Regions from separate parts of the Mus musculus genome. Here region 2 is linked to region 1. A link is a loop called in an ENCODE intact Hi-C map of the cell type or tissue named here. Cell type or tissue: gastrocnemius. All regions are shown on one strand.

What was found. Hi-C counts contacts between places; a loop is a spot of excess contacts. Peaks named below come from ENCODE experiments on the same cell type or tissue, not always from the same donor. Only the 100,000 strongest peaks of a DNase experiment are listed, where the experiment ranks them.
Region 2: it touches region 1 in a loop (2.4-fold over the local background); 6 of 42 quality-filtered maps call a loop at or near these places.

The regions. Positions count from the first base shown.
Region 1 is chr4:9,024,195-9,032,194 of GRCm38, reverse strand. No RefSeq gene overlaps it. Among named protein-coding and RNA genes, the nearest start is that of Gm34428, 20 kb to the right of the region's middle. In gastrocnemius, a CTCF peak has its summit at 4,246 (motif pointing right); DNase peaks (open chromatin) are centred at 5,626, 6,269, 7,511, 7,783 and 7 more places; H3K4me3 peaks cover 2,101 bases; H3K27ac peaks cover 2,185 bases.
Region 2 is chr4:8,935,611-8,943,610 of GRCm38, reverse strand. It overlaps the pseudogene Rps18-ps2. Among named protein-coding and RNA genes, the nearest start is that of Gm46842, 29 kb to the right of the region's middle. In gastrocnemius, no CTCF peak of the experiment used is centred here; a DNase peak (open chromatin) is centred at 4,605; H3K4me3 peaks cover 2,542 bases; H3K27ac peaks cover 5,607 bases.

The DNA of each region.
Region 1 (8,000 bases):
TCTTCCAACTGTCACATGTGCACCATGATCCACGTGACCTGTGTGCATGCACATAAACACACACACACACACACACACACACACACACACCTAAAAACAAAAATAAAATAGAGAAACCTAAACTAAGCTAAAAATCTGCAGGTATGCTTCTCCTTTTCTACAAACCCAGCTTGTTGCTGCTGTGCTGAGTGTGGTCTACAGATAGGAAGTGCGGTGGGTTTTTCTGGGATGCCTGCAAACACCATATGGAGTCAACCCAATGCCATGGCATCCAGCAAAGAATTAGCATTTGACCAAGCGCTCCCTGGGGAACACAGCTGCACTGATGAAAAGAGGGCCAGCAGGCCCGTGGAGAGCATCTGTCGAGGGGGTCTCACCTTTCAAGTGCACACACACAAAGCTCTCACCTGAGCCTTCCATCTGGGTGGCCTCAGAGGTTAGGTTTACAGGTCCAGGGGTGGGGTGTGTCTCTATTCAAAGTGCATTAATGGTTTGTGAGAGAAACCCATAAAGCGTGATGGTCTTGAAGTTTTTAGTTGATTATCAGGAAAGCGCTTTAGGGGTCCAGATCTGTGAAGCTTTATAAAAGACATTTCTTTCCATTTACAGGAATGGTTTGCACATGGCAGTAGTGCCTCACGGTTATGGTTGTAGCACACTGTATAGCTCAGTTAGGCAGGACCAGGCTGAAAAACCTCTTTTAACACACTGTTGAGGAATTCCCAAAACATACCAAAAATTCCCTGCTGGAGAAGGGTTTTGATTTTGGGGTTTTGATTTTTATTGCTGTTGTTTTGTTTTGTTTTTAATTCAGAAATAAACAAACACACAAGAAGCTGTCCCCTACTCTGCACTAGTTTGCTAAGGCTACCATTAGGAACTGCCGAGCTGGAGCCCGGCTTTGACTCTGCAGTGTCCCCCACTATCCTGGTACTATCCTGGTACTGTGTCCCCCACTATCCTGGTACTATCCTGGTACTGTCTTGGGAAGCTGCAAAGTAGCTACTGGAGACCAACCCTGAAAGTCATCCCTTCCTTCAGCCTCCTCCTCCGCTTCCTCATCCTCTGTCATATGAGGAACATCTGTCACATGCTGCAGCTACCACACCGGACTGCTCTATCCTACCCGACTCCGCCACCGTGAACTGGAACCCTCTGAGACAGGGAGCCAACACAAATCTTTCTTTCTATAAGATGCTTTGGCCTCAGCAACAAACACATTTGGCTTACACAATGGAAACTTGCTGCCTCACCTTCCAAAAGCCAAAAACCTGAAATCAACTCCGCAGCAGGGTTGTCTCCTTCTAAGAACACTAAGAGAATTTCTTGAGGCCACTTTCCTTAGCTTGTAGGTAACCATCTTCTCCCTCTGCCTCCACGCAGTTGTCTCTCTAAACATGTCTAAACTTCCCTTTCTTACAAGGGCACCATTCAGACTGGGTTGGAATGCGCTCTGATGACCTCATTTTAGCCTATCCGTCTCTATAAAGACCCTGTCTCAGATAAGGTCTCCTTCCAAGCTACCAAGGAGGAATTCAGCATGGGAATTGAGGCAGGGGATCCCATTTAGCTTGTAACATGTTCCTGAAGGTGTTCTGGTTTCAGAAAGCACAAAGTCACTTTGTTCCTGAGTTTCTCCATAAAGAGACAGACAAACAGGGAGTCTGAAAGGGCTCGTTTATGCCTAGGTTTCTTTGCCTCCTCTTTCAAGTAGAGAAAAAGAACTCAAATAAATGACTGCATAAGATTAGAACTAGCAGCTCACGACACCGAGGGACTGTGGAGGAACGCAGGGTCAGGATGAGGCTTCCGGATTAGCCCAAGGGCTGAGCAAGTGCGAGGCAGGAGCATGCCTCTCAAGGCAAGTGTGGAACCAAGGCCACTCTAATGACACTGTAATGACACTAAATGACATGGGCTACATACAACACCAGGAGCTGAGAAGGACTGGCCTTCAGTTAGCAGATGGAGGAAAAGCAGTTCAGCCTTGATGTCTAACAGATTCTTGTGTTGTTTCCTTTTGTTTCGTTTTGCCTTTTTACATCATTGTGCAGCTAGAGGAAGGTGCTCAGACCTTTAAGGATGGAGGCTGATCTCGATGACACATTCCTTTAACACTAGCACTGAGGACTAAGGCCAAAGGGTGGTGAGTTAAAGACCAGCTTGGGGCTATATTATGAGCCTCTCTCAAAAATTCTTAAGTAAGTAAATAATTGTATTATTGGGAACAAGACTACCTAGTACCATCTCTTCATTTTATGTCTGCGGTTGCTACTTCAATGTAATACAACAGAGGAATGCCATCAGCCCTCGGTCTGATTATTGCTTTCTTCCTAAGGGTGTAGGTCAGGTGAATACTGAACTCACTATAAAACCAACTTCCCACATTCTAGGATTGCTTGCAGACATGTGTTATCATGCCAGTTTGTATTGTATTATTTGTTTGTTTCTTTCTTGAGAGAGGAAGGGGTCTCATTCCATAGCTCAGGTGGACTTTAAACTCATAGCCAACCTCCTGCCTCAGCTTCCCAATATCTGGGTTTATAGGCATAAGCCGCCACACTCAGCCTTAATCTGATTTTCTTAAATATTTCCCTTTGTGTGATTTCTGTTCTCTATTAAATGTTATTTATTTAATGTGTAAGTCTGAGTCAAGCCCTCTCTTGTGTGGGGGTGTGGTGTGGGGGTGTGGTGTGGTGTGGGGGTGGGGGTGATGTGGGGGTGTGGTGTGGGGGTGGGGGTGATGTGGGGGTGTGGTGTGGTGTGGGGGTAGGGGTGATGTGGGGGTGTGGTGTGGGGGTGTGGGAAGTGCTTGAGTATTGCCGTGCAGGTGTGGAAGGTCAGAGAACAGCTTTGGGGAGTCTGTTTTTTCTTTCCACCATGTGGTACTCTGGAATCAAGCGCAGGGTCTTGGGCTTGGGCATAAGTGCCTTTGCCTGCTAAGCAGCCTCTCCAGCCCTGTTGCTGTTGCCGATACTGAGTTTTGTCTTTTGCTCGAAAGAATAAAACAGCCTTCAAAATCTCCAGAGATCCGTAACTTAACATGTACAGAATTATAAATTGTCTGACAACTTTTCCTGACATTTCTTTTCTGTGCAGACATGGAAAGTGTGTGCCTAGGAAAGAAGAAAGCAGGGGGATATGACGAGGAAAGGGATTTAATTTTAAGAAGAGAGAAGAGACTTCCACTTGAAGATGACAAAGAACGCACTGGCCACACAGGGGCAAGATGAAGTGGGAGTTTTTTAGAAGATATCACATCTTCTCTTTTGCTCTTTTGCAAGAGCTCACGATGGAGTGGAGTTAATCTTCATCGTTCTCCCGAGAAAGCACAAAATGAACCATCTTAAACTCAGGGAAAAAAAAAAAGCCCCCAACACCATCTGTTGCTCCGCTGAAGCGTTGTAGTGGGGGAGGGGACAAGCCAGTTGTTAAATGGGAAAGCAATCAGGCGCTCAGCTCCCCACACTGCCTTCTGCCTAGAAGCCAGGAAAGAGGTCCAACGAGAGGGTAGAGGATTCCTTTCCTGGGTGCCTGGATTATTAGCCATTGTACGTGGGTGGGTGCACTGGATTACAAACCAGGGTACGTGGGGAAAGACGTAGGTGGCACTTAACCGAAACGAGATAAGTCAAACCAAGGCGCCAAGGGCTGCTTAGGAAAGGATTTCCCTCCTTCAACCCCGATCAGTATCATCTGATGGTTGTTTACTTGTTAAACTATCGTTAGATTGAACATAAGTGTAAAAATAGTCTTAAAAACAAGGCGCAGCTCTCCATTATCCCAACAACACATGGCTTTGACTGTTTCAGAAAGGGAAATAAAATATTTAAAACAGGTTTTTATCTGGGCTGTGCGTCTAAACGTGCAACGGCCCCTTGGAACGGAGCCCTGGTGGAGCAGAGAAAAGCCGTGGGTTGTGGAGGGACGGCTGGCTTCCCGGTGATGTGGGACAAATGGCAGGTCAGTCACATCTAGTCGTTGATGGGGAATGAGAGCAGGCGTCCACTGACAGAAAACAAGCCTCCAGCCTCCACAGTCAGAGTCTCTCCGGGCTGTCCCCGTGCTTCAGGGTGACCCACAATAACAAAGCCCACGGGAGCAGTTTACTCAATAGCTTCGAGCATTGTCCTAACCGTGAATCTTTGCAGAGACTGAGACTTGGCCACCCTGGCAGTCGCGGCGACTCCCCCAACTCCGCAGCCCAGGGTTGGGCTGATACCTCGCGGCCGTGGTACTAGACGCTGCCGGAAGATGGCGCACGAAGATACCGACTCAATCGAGGGTGCCGAGAGCTACTGTGGACTGGGCGGCCGAAGAGGGATTTTGATTCATTAAAAAACATAAATTGTACTTGATGAACAACAATAATAATAATAAACTGACTACTGGATTCCACAGAGATGAATTTTTAAATCCCTGAAATCAAGTTATTTAAATTATTTAATTTAATTTGCTAAATTTCAGTAACTGCTATGTAATGGTGCATGCCGGGCGTTTAGGTTTTATAGCGTCTAAATGCTTCTCTTTACGGTGATTGCTGCAGTTGCACGGTCACCAGAGAACTCTGTCCCCATCTCCAAGCTGTGTAAACAAATTGAGGCGAGAGTAATTACACACTGAGAGGAAGGCAAGAAGAAGCCATGGAAGCCAGAGAGAGCCCCAGCGACAAAATAACACCTTAAAAGGGCTCAAAGATCAATGCTGGTGACTTTACTAAAATCATCCAGGGGGGCCAAACCTAAACTAAACAGTGCCTGGTGGTTCTTATAGCAGGATCTTCCTCTCAGGAAAATAAAATCTATAGTCACATTGATATTACACCTTAAACTGTTTAAGTTCGTGAATGTACATTTTAACTAGCTTCCCAGCTAGAAAATTTGTGCCCAGAAAAATCTAGAAACTTTGTTCCTCCTATGAGCAAGGAATGATTTCGGCAGCCAAATATAAGTCTTTTCATTAAAGGAACCCTCACATTCTCCTTTGTGAAGTTCCAACGTGCACGCCATATTTGCACGAACAGCTATGTCTAATTTGCACAAACAGGAAGTTGCACACGAATATATTATCTTAAATCTGTGTGTGTGCGCGCGCGAGCACATGCACACGTGTGTGCATATGGGGGTATACATGCTGTCTGCACACTACGCTTCTCCATTGTTTTCGGCATAACTGATTTTGGCACCAGCTCGTTAGCACTTTGGAAGGGCCTTCATTAGCACTGGGACAGTAGCCAAAAGGAATCCAGAAAAATCAACACATGGCTGCTCCTGTTCTCACGATAAACGACAGCTTTCCTGGAAAACAACAACATTCGAGAAGCAAAACAAAAACCCACAGCAACAAGAGCGCAACAACATGAACACAGGAAGTCAGACATCACCAACTAGGAGTTTTTTAATTTTTAAATTTATTTACTTATTCAGATTTTTTTTTTTTTTTACAATTCTGGGTACTCTCACCCAATTAAAGATATAAATAACAAAAGTACATTAGGAACCCAAGGGGAAGAAACTAGGCTTTGTAGTGGGGGGAGATGCTGGGAAACAGCCTGGCATTTGCGGCCACACCAACCCCCAAACCAAAAGTGGTCCACGGAAACTTCCATGCCTAATCCACGGTTCTTTGGAACCTGAGTTCTGACAAGAGCCCTTCTGGGAAAACAGAATTCCCCTCTTTGTGTGAATATCTCATCTCGAAACCGGTAGTAGGAAGTTGGGTTGCTCAGGTACTTTGATAGTATTCTGGGAAAACGGTGATATCTAAACTGGTCAAAACTGGTAGCAAACCATATAGCTTGTTAGCCTAATACAGGTCCTCACACTCATGCCGTAGCCAAAGCAGTAGCCAAATCATACAGGACGGTTCCTCAAAGGGTTAACTCTTTGCAAGTCAGCTGTCAAAAGGAAGCATGCTGGTCTTTTAAGACTCCATGGAGGCTTTGCCCTAGACTGCCCTTCCCACTGGGTCTCAAGAGAAGGCACCGGGCTTGGCCCCTCCTCCTTAGCCCTTTGCCCTCTCTGCCCTGGGTTTCTGTTAGAGTTTCTCAATTGTTTGCACTGAACTTTCTTGAAATTTCTCAAGGAAAGGGGAGAGAGGAACGAGAAGGCAGTGAAATAAAGGTAGAAAAAGTCCGGAGCATGCATTAGTCACGTGATCCAGAACAAGCCATGAATACACAAGGGCCAAGGGAAAGCAGTGTCTACCTGGAAGCCCTCAGTGTGGCACTCACTCAAGGTGGTACTCACTCAGGGTGGCACTCACTCACTTAGGGTGATACTGAGGGTGGCACTCACTCAGGGTGGTACTCACTCAGGGTGGTACTCACTCACTTAGGGTGGTACTCAGGGTGGCACTCACTCACTTAGGGCGGTACTCAGGGTGGTACTCACTCAGGGTGGCACTCACTCACTTAGGGTGATACTGAGGGTGGCACTCACTCAGGGTGGTACTCAAGTCCTGAGAAGAAAGGAAGCTGCCTGTGCATAAGTGGCAAGAAACCTGAGGAAGGCAGCCTACAAGTATGGCTCTGGAGGAATTCAAAATTCAGACCGAGCAGGTTGTGGGTCCCAGAAAAGAAGCTTCAGGCTCATTCATTCATTCATTCATTCATTCATTCCACAGGTATTTACTTATTTCTTCTGAAAAGACAGGCAGAGCTGAAGCATCAGGCACATCTTCTTCACATCCTGACTCACTCAAACCTTGGACACAGAATTAGAGAGACAGGGATAAAAAGGCTGCGAACCTGGGGACTGACAAGATCAAGTCCCAGAGTTGAGTATTTCTAAAGTGGTGTGTGTGTGTGTGTGTGTGTGTGTGTGTGTGTGTGTGTGTGTGTCTGTGTGTCTGTGTCTGTCTGTGTGTGTCTGTGTGTGTCTCTGTGTCTCTGTGTGTGTCTGTGTGTGTTTTATATTAGTGTGTGTGTGTCTGTGTTTGTCTGTGTGTGTCTGTATGTGTCTGTGTCTGTGTTTGTCTCTGTGTGTCTCTGTGTGTCTGTGTGTGTCTTAGTGTGTGTGTGTGTGTGAATGTGCATGTCTACGTGCGAGTGTGTGTTGTGTATGAGTTTGTCTGTCTATGAGTGTGTGTCTGTCTGTATATGTGACTGTGTCTCCCTGTGTAAGTATGTGTGTCTGTCTGTCTGTCTGTCTGTCTGTCTCTGTTTAAGTGCGTCTATTTCTGTTTGTCTGTGTCTGTCTGTGTGTCCCTGTGTGTCAATGTCTCTGTGTGTGTGTGTGTGTGTGTGTGTGTGTGTGTGTGTGTGTGTGTTCAGCACCTTAAACTGCCTGGAAGCAGCCTGCAGGCTGAGCACACACTCTCCCAGGAGCTGAGCCACAATTCCAAATCATAGCTGAAGTATCTGTTGACAACAGCTCATCCTTACAAATGGCTCCATCTCAGGATATTGCTGATAATTATTGTGAATACGCTCACACAGTCTCATGTCTGACAGAATGGTTTCACTTTCCAGCAAGGGCCAGAAAGCCAATTGAAAGATTTCCAAAATGAGGCGAGGTTCCAAGCAGATCTGAGGCTACTGCTCAAAAGCCTATTCAGTACCCTTCTCTCTTTCGTCTCCTCAAAGATGAAGTCTGAAGCTAGCTAGTGTCTGGCAGGGAGGCCAGTGTCAACATCCTCTACATTTATTTATTTATTTATTTATTTATTTATTTATCTATTTATTTATTTACATATTGGAAGGCAGCCACCATTTATGGTCCTTCATTTCCAAATACTAGGAGCAGTGGTAGCCGCCAGCAATGCCTCCAGGCCATCAGACTGGCCACTCTGCACAGCCGGCCGGGACTAGGTCCAGGGCATTAGTTGCTGACCACCATGTTTATAGCACAGTTAATGTTGCCTCAGCCCAAAAAGGCCCTAATTAAAGAAGATGATGGGCTGCAAGCTCCCTGAAATGAGTTGGCTTTTTGAACACAGCTTGGAAAGACAGAATCTATTATATCCCAATACAGTCCCATAGCACCACTCTGTTTAGACCT
Region 2 (8,000 bases), 89 kb after region 1:
TCTAATAGGTCTTTGCCCTCATTCCACTTCCAGTGATTCATGTGTGACTTATTTAATTGTTATCATCTATTGCAGATATATAAAAGAATGCTTTTATTCTTCCAAAAAATCTAAATTCAAATCACCTTTAATATCACCAAGTTTCTCCTCCCATCACCCTCAGAGCGTTGACATATTAACTTTTTGACCTACCCTCAACCCCACTTCCACCTTCCAGGATACAAAAAGTACATCTGCCAAGCAGCTGGGTATAATGAGACGCCCCACCCAACGGTGCATTGAAAACAGGTTTTAGGGAACTAAGGGTTAAGTGAAGTCCCCCAGGAATTCCAATCTATTGCAAGCTGCTAAGTCAGAAGCTGCCCGGGGCCTAGGTGTAACCACAGCTAAGAAAACAGCCAGCGCCTAACAGTCTTACCCTCCACAGCATTTAGCATTTATCATGGTCAGAAAAACCACCTGTTACATGAGAGAGTGTCAAAAGGATTCTAAGCCATAATTAAAGAAATAAAAACATATTGTGAATTGCTATGCAAACCTCAGGCAGATGTGCTATTAAGCTGTGGGCTCTATCTGTGATATTAATTTGAAATAAACATAGCAGAAAACAAAACATGCACTGAACCGAGATTCGGCTTGCCTGAAGGTTTTGTTTCTTTTGTAGACTTTGACAGTTGTGGTTAGCAGCCTAAACGCAGGCAGAGCTGATGTGTCTTGCAAACAAACCTGAGTATGTCTGGCAATCGCTTAGGACAGCTGGCAGCCAATCAGATGTGCACGAACCACTGCGCATCGATGCGAATATCTGTAAAGGACAGTTACAATAATAAATAAGCAGTGTTGGCCAGTAGGGTGCCATCCTGCCTCAGCTAGGCGCTCTCTAGTCCCTGCTTTTTGTTATTGATTGTTTATTTGTCTGTTTTTCAAGATTGAGTTTCTCTGTGTAGCTTTGGATGTCCTGAGACTCACTCTGTAGATGAGGGTGGGCTCAAACTCAGAGATCCGCCTGCCTCTGCCTCCTGAGAGCTAGGATTAAAGCCACACACCATTACTACCCCACTTAGATCTTGCTTTTTAACACCACCAAAGGGAAAAGAATACTTTACCCCAGCAGAATGCACACTTGAATACTTGGACCCATTCAAGAGATAGCCAGGTCCTTAGGAAAACATACTTCTCCAAGGATTGGCCAAAAGCTTTTAACCTCAGACATACAGGGCAAAGTAAGGGGCTGAATGCAGCCAGTGACGGCTCAGAAGTACAACTCTGGCAGTGTTGTTTTGTGTTTAAGTTTCTCCATCTTCTTAAACTCCCTCTAAACCTTCAGGGAGGAGTGTGCTCCTGAGGGTGAAGGGAAGGGCATGGAGACATGAACTGAAGAAGCCAGGGCAAAGCAATTTGGTGGTACATGGGTGTTCGCAGCTTTGAATCCAGCATTACCCTGAGAAGATTGCTCAGTTCAGTTGACAGATCTATGCAAATGTGTGGGAAATGAAAAAAAGGCAAGCTGGCATTCACTTTGGAGGCTGAAAAGAATCGCTTTGATTTGCAATGATTTTAATCTCCCTTTTACCACAGTGAAACATTGCAGAAGCAAGAGCTCCGAATGTCATGAGATGAAGCTTCCAAGAGTTCTGTTGGCACACCTTTTCATTCCTGAACAATTTCCTTGCCATATACATTTACTCTAGAATAGTATATAGTGACACATTAGACTTTGATGCTGAAAGATAATGACATATATAAATACCTCAAATGTAGAACTGACTTTAACATACAATCTACTGCCTTGTGTGTGCCTTTATATGCCGAGCCCATAAAAAGTTCAAGGTTCTCACTTCATGTAATTGATTACTATTGGTCTGAAAAAAAAAAAAAGCATAAGTTTTCTTGTCTTGAAAATGTCTCCCTCCCCCATAGTTATACAAACTATTATCAGCAAAGGCCCAGAGACTCATTTCTTCTTGGATATACCCACAGTATGGCCCCAGTGGCCAGTGGCCTTGTTGTGCTGACTGCGGACACAAAGGCCTCAAAAGTGGTGCAGCCCACTGTGGGTTCTCATCTTCTTTGGCAGCTCTAGGTCCTTGCGCAACTTGTTGTCTAGACCGTTGGCCATAACCTGGCTGTACTATTCCATCCTTCACATCCTTCTGCCTGCCCAAGAACCTGTCCAAGTCATGATTCTGCATGATGGTGGTCACGGCTTCCACCTCTTCATCCGTGCCCTCTTGGTAAGGTCAATGTCTGCCTTCCTCGACACGACATGAGCTTATCTCTGCCCCACACCTTTAATGGCAGTGATGACAAAGGCTCTTTTCTGCAGCCTGTCAATGTAGGTGTTGTGAACTCTCGGGCTTTCTGTTCTTATCATATCCCCTAGATAATACATTATGAAAACAAAAAACAAAAAAACCGTTTACATAGACTTACATTGTATTCACTATTATAAGTCACCTCCATGTGTTAAGCAGGGAGTACAGCATATATGCAAAAATGTTGCCCTTTTTAGGTAAGAGGATTTGGGTATCATGGAGGGTTCTGGAACATATCCCCTGTGCACATGTAAAGAGGATGCTGTGTAAAATAAAAATGGTATCATCTCACAGATGAAAACTACAAGTGACATGTATTGGCAGCTTACTTCATGCCAGGCATGATAAAGACATGAACCATGTCACTCTCACAGCCTCATGGAAAAGCCTCATTCTACCAGGAATGAGTGGATGTGTGGCTGACCCCATCTAAAGGACAAAGGCAGCCATCTGGTAGTCATGGAGGGGCAGATAGTGTGGTGCCAGGATCCATACACTTGCTTATTGCTCCTGACTGAAGCCCGGACAGTCAACTTCACAATCTTGGAACTAGAAATGGCAGAGCCAGAACAGGAGGTAAGCTCTTCTGTTATCTTCCATGGCCTCCTCTATCCTCCCTGGGAAGAACATAATCAAAGAACTGAGCAATATCAGCATTCGAGAAACAGAGGCAGGAGGATTGCTGAGCTGCAGATGAGCCTGGTCTATTGATCGAGTTCCAGGACAGCCAGGACTACATAGTAAGACACTGTCTCAAGAAGAATTTAAAAAAGAAAAAAATAGAACCGAGGCTGTTTTGAGAACTCAGTTGTGGCTTACAGGAGCACACACTGGGTATCAGGACTGAGTATGGACCTTCTGGGCTCAAAGCCCACTTCTGTCTTTTATAAATGGCACCGTGTTCTGGAAGTTGTTTAACTTCTCTGTGCATCATATCTCCAGCCCCACAATGGAGGTGATAATGTTTCCATCCAATGAGAATCTATGAAGCACAAGGAATGGGCAGATGTGACACCTGTCCCCACTCAGAAGCCAGTAGACAGTCCCAAAAGGCTTTATTTGAGTGTTGCCTGGACTTTCTGGTTCACTCTATGCTAGGGTCCCCTCAAAACATCCCAGAGAATTCTTTTCCTCCATGTAGAGTTAGTTCTCCTCTCTGGAGCATCCCAGCCCCAGCATCACGATTAGGTTCATTTTAGCATGTCCCCCAGCCTCATGTGTGTGCAAGAGAGCTGACTAGGGCTGAGGCAGATGTCTTCTGCCACAGAAACGCAAACCTTCCAGTCTCATCTGACTTAGTCCTTCTCCCTTCCAGAATCCCCCAGCCCCTGCCAGCCCCTGGGAATACATTAACAACTATACAGATGCTCATTTTGTCCTTACCTCACACATGGTCCTCCAGATGGGACTGACATTCTACCCTACCCCATTTTCCATTTGTGTGCACTTAACCCACCTAAAAGGCCACCAGCGGTGCCCATGTGCAGAAGCTCCCAGCTCTCTTATCTGACTATCTCTCCGGCCGAAGCTTTCTGCGTCTCTCATCCCCTGCTGCCTTCTGTCTATTTCTCTGCTCCTCCCCTCTCCCCTTGGAGATTCTGTTTCCATTTCTGACTCTCTGCATCTGAGACTCTTTCCAAACACTTTCTCACAGAAACACATCTGTCTTTCTCTCTCTCTCTCTCTCTCTCTCTCTCTCTCTCTCTCTCTCTCTCTCTCTCTCTACACACACACACACACACACACACACACAATATGCTAATTGGGCTCCCAAGTGAGTTTGTTTCACCCCTACAGGCAGAAGTGAATCTAGTGGGGTTAGAAAGAACATACTTCACACCTGTCAATTAAGCTCAATCACTTGTTGTGTGAAACTAGACCCTGAAGCTCAGGGACAGGCTGACCTGGCTGGACTGGGGACTCAGCTGTCCCTCCAGAGTGGGCTCAGGGAACAAATGCCCCTTCTGTTCCCAGAAGATGAGAGCATGCATCTCGTGGAATGTCCGGGAGCAGCTGTGGACCTCCATAGGGTGGACAGTTCCCAGGCAGCACAGGGGACTCTATGTACTGCTGTTGGTCAGCTATTTTTACAGAACTCTAATGACACAGCAAAAGGACAAACATGGCATAAGAGGAAATAGGTGACATCCTGGCACTGATGTCACTTGAGTACATCAGGAAATGTCTTGGGACTGGACTGGCCATAATAGGAAAGAAATATTACCCTAAACAAAGGTGCCTCTATTATCGTATTACTTTCGATTTATAAAGGTCTGCCAACTGGAACGGAGCCCGGCAGGAGCAAGTGCTGTGTGTTGCTGTGAGGGAAGGCTGGAGATATTTTTAAGGGTGGACTGAGAGCCAAGGCTCCATCTATCATTTTCTTCACTTGCCAATTATTTGAGAGCTCATGGTGCTGAGAAACCCATGCTAGCCATGAAGATGCCCCCTCCTGTCTCACAGGGCTTCTAGCTCAGAAGAGAATAAGAGCATGCAATTGAGAAAGAACAACAGGGTACACGAGTGTCCCTGACATGAAGGTCCGAGAGCTGTGAGCAGAAACCAGGGAGCTAACCTAGGCAACGGAGAGAGCGGGTTCTCTAGAAGGAAGGCCAAGAAGAGCTGAGCTTTGTCCTAGTAAACAAAAGAAAACAAAAGATGGTTTCCAGAAAACAGGGCAAAGAACATAAAAGTTGAGGAGCAAAGGGTCTGATGGTTCCTAAGGCCTGGGAGACACAAGCTTCAAGTGCAATATAAAGATGCATTGTAATCAGACCTTCCTTTTTACAGTGTAGCTGTGGCCAGTGATAGAAGGGGGAAAAATAATGGGGCCATGCAGGTGGCAGCTGCAGCCTCGAAGTGAAGAGAAGAAAAGGATCAAGAGGTATTGAAGAGACAAAATAGCAGGCCTAGATGTTTGCTGATACATGAACTTGACCAGAGGAGGGAGTCCAGACTGGCTCTTGGCCTTGCTTTGAATACCACCTCCTCTGGCAGGGATCTGTGGAAGACAGACACAGTGGTTAGATGGTAAGGAATCCCACTACAGGTATGCTGAAGAAGCTTGTTGATATCTGCATTACCAGGTTGGTCCTTGATTTCCCTGCCTCTTGATGCTCACACCATGGACTAAACTTCTGGCATGGAGAGTGGGCAGACCTGTGGGGCACTGGGCTATGCACTGACAGCCTGGTTTCCAGTTGAGGCTAGATGTTGAACCCCAGGACCTGGTGGTGATAATTCACCTACATGGGACAGAAAGAATTCTCTCATGTCTCCTAGAACTCTGGCTCCTGTCGAAGTTACCGCCCCCACAGCCCCCACAGGAGATGCATGGCTTTTAGTCAAGTAGGCAATGTCCCAAGTTTCTGACCTTCAGGCTAGACCTCCCCACTTACCTAGCAACAGTAAAGATAACGGCACACCATGAGAAGGGCTGTTTGGCCCCTCCTCACTCTCTTACTCTCTTGCTCTTAATCCCCTTACTCTCCTCTCTCTTCTCCTCTCACTCTCTCCCTCTTACTCTCTCTTTCTCTCTAGCCTTTCTTCTCTCTCTCTCCCTTTTTCCCTTCTCTCCTCTTGGCCATGGCTGGTCTCTCCTCTCTCTCTCTCTCTCTCTCTCTTTCTCTCTCTCTCTCTCTCTCTCATTCTCTCTCTCTTGTTCTTGCTCTCTTTTCACCTTTTCTCTTCACCCCTGCCTTTCTACAATAAAGCTCTAAAACCATAGACTATCTCTGTTCATCAGGGCCCACTGTGCTTACTCTTGCCTGTGTGGGAACCTCTTTCCCTCAGCCCTCTCTCCCTAAGGCCCCAGTCGGGGGCTGTCCCTTGTCCACTCCCCATAGAGTGGGGTCAGTGGCTTAAATGCCCACCTGGGACTGAGTGGAAAGCGTCTGGCAGCCCTCTCATGTCTGCCTGCCCAGAGCATAGGAGGAACTCTGGCCGGATGTGGGCTATCCTCCCTTCCCCCTCCTTCCCCTGCCCCCTTTAATTCCCATACAGACCTTGTGACTAGTGCTTCCAACTAATGGAATATGGCAAAGGTAACAACATGTCCCTCTTGTAATTGCACAATGATATTTAGGCTCTCTCTTAGCTAGGTGGACTAGAGATAACCTTGAGGACCTAGATCAGCCTCTGGAATCTTACATTGACTTCTGTAGGCTGAAGTCCCATAGTCATAAGGAAACAACTCTGCCAATTACCCAAGTGACTTAGAAAGTGCAGGCCCACCCAAATCAAATACGACAAGAGGAAGACATAACCCAACTAAGGCCTTATGCAGCCCTATCCAAACCTATGGAACCTGTGAGATGAGAACTAACTGTTGATTGGAGACATGGAAAATATAATAATTTTATTAGGAAGCAAAAGAAAAACAGTATGGTATCTAACTTGAGGCTCTAAAGATGGAGATGAATGCTTGAATCTGAGCCTCAAGACAGAATACAGGCCAAAGATAACACATTTGACTATTAGCATGTGGTCAGTGGCCAGATGCAGTGATGGGAAAAAGGATCAAAACAGGAATGGGGTAGTTCCCCAGAAAATTGGACATAGTACTACCAGAAGACTCAGCAATACCTCTCCTGGGCATTTACCCAGAAGATGTTCCAACTGGTAATAAGGACACATGCTCCACTATGTTCATAGCAGCCTTATTTATAATAGCCAGAAGCTGGAAAGAACCCAGATGTCCCTCAACAGAGGAATGGATACAGAAAATGTGGTACATTTACACAATGGAGTACTACTCAGCTATTAAAACAATGAATTCATGAAATTTTGGGCAAATGGATGTATCTGGAGGATATCATCCTTAGTGAGGTAACCTAATCACAAAAGAAGTCACTTGATATGCACTCACTGATAAGTGGATATTAGCCCAGAAACTTAGAATGCCCAAGATACAATTTGCAAAACACAAAAAAATCAAGAAGGAAGACCAAAGTGTGGATACTTCATTCCTCCTTAGAATCGGGAACTGGCAGCTGACACAACTGGAGCAAAACCCAGGAACACTGTCTTTCCAGGTCAGCTAACCCCAGGGCTTCATAGTACAGCATGCCATCATTTTCTGACATCATTCTCTGACAGAATAGAAAGGAGCTGAGCCACAGACTTACCAATGAAACTTAACTACCAATGACTCACCTCTCTACCCACTTCCCACCCCTCCTAAACACACAGTATCAGGATGGCTAAAGACTTAAAAACCAGACAAGCAGGTACCGAGGAGGACAGGCAGTGAATGGAAGTCTCATCCATCATTCATGAGAATGCCTCACAGAACAACAGCCAGGTTGAAAAACTGTTAGGAAATTAACCATGCTCTACCACGTGACTCAGAAAACCTATTTCTTCAAAGTTTACTCAAGGAAAAAAAAATGAAAACTTATAATCACAAAAACCTGTTTCTAGAAGTTTCGTGACGAGCTGCCCAGATTGGGAAGTATACTAACAGCACATCAAATGGAAAATGATTAAATAAATGTTAGCATCCACACTGTGCAGGTAGGTCCCTGTCAACTTGTCACAAGCTAGAGTCATCTGGGAAGAGAGAACCTCAATGGGGAAAATGCTTCCATCACGGCCTGTAGGCAAAGTCTGTAAAGTATTTTCTTGATTAACTACTGATGTGGGCCAGTGCTATCCCTAGGTCTGTGGTCCTGAGTTGTATTTTAA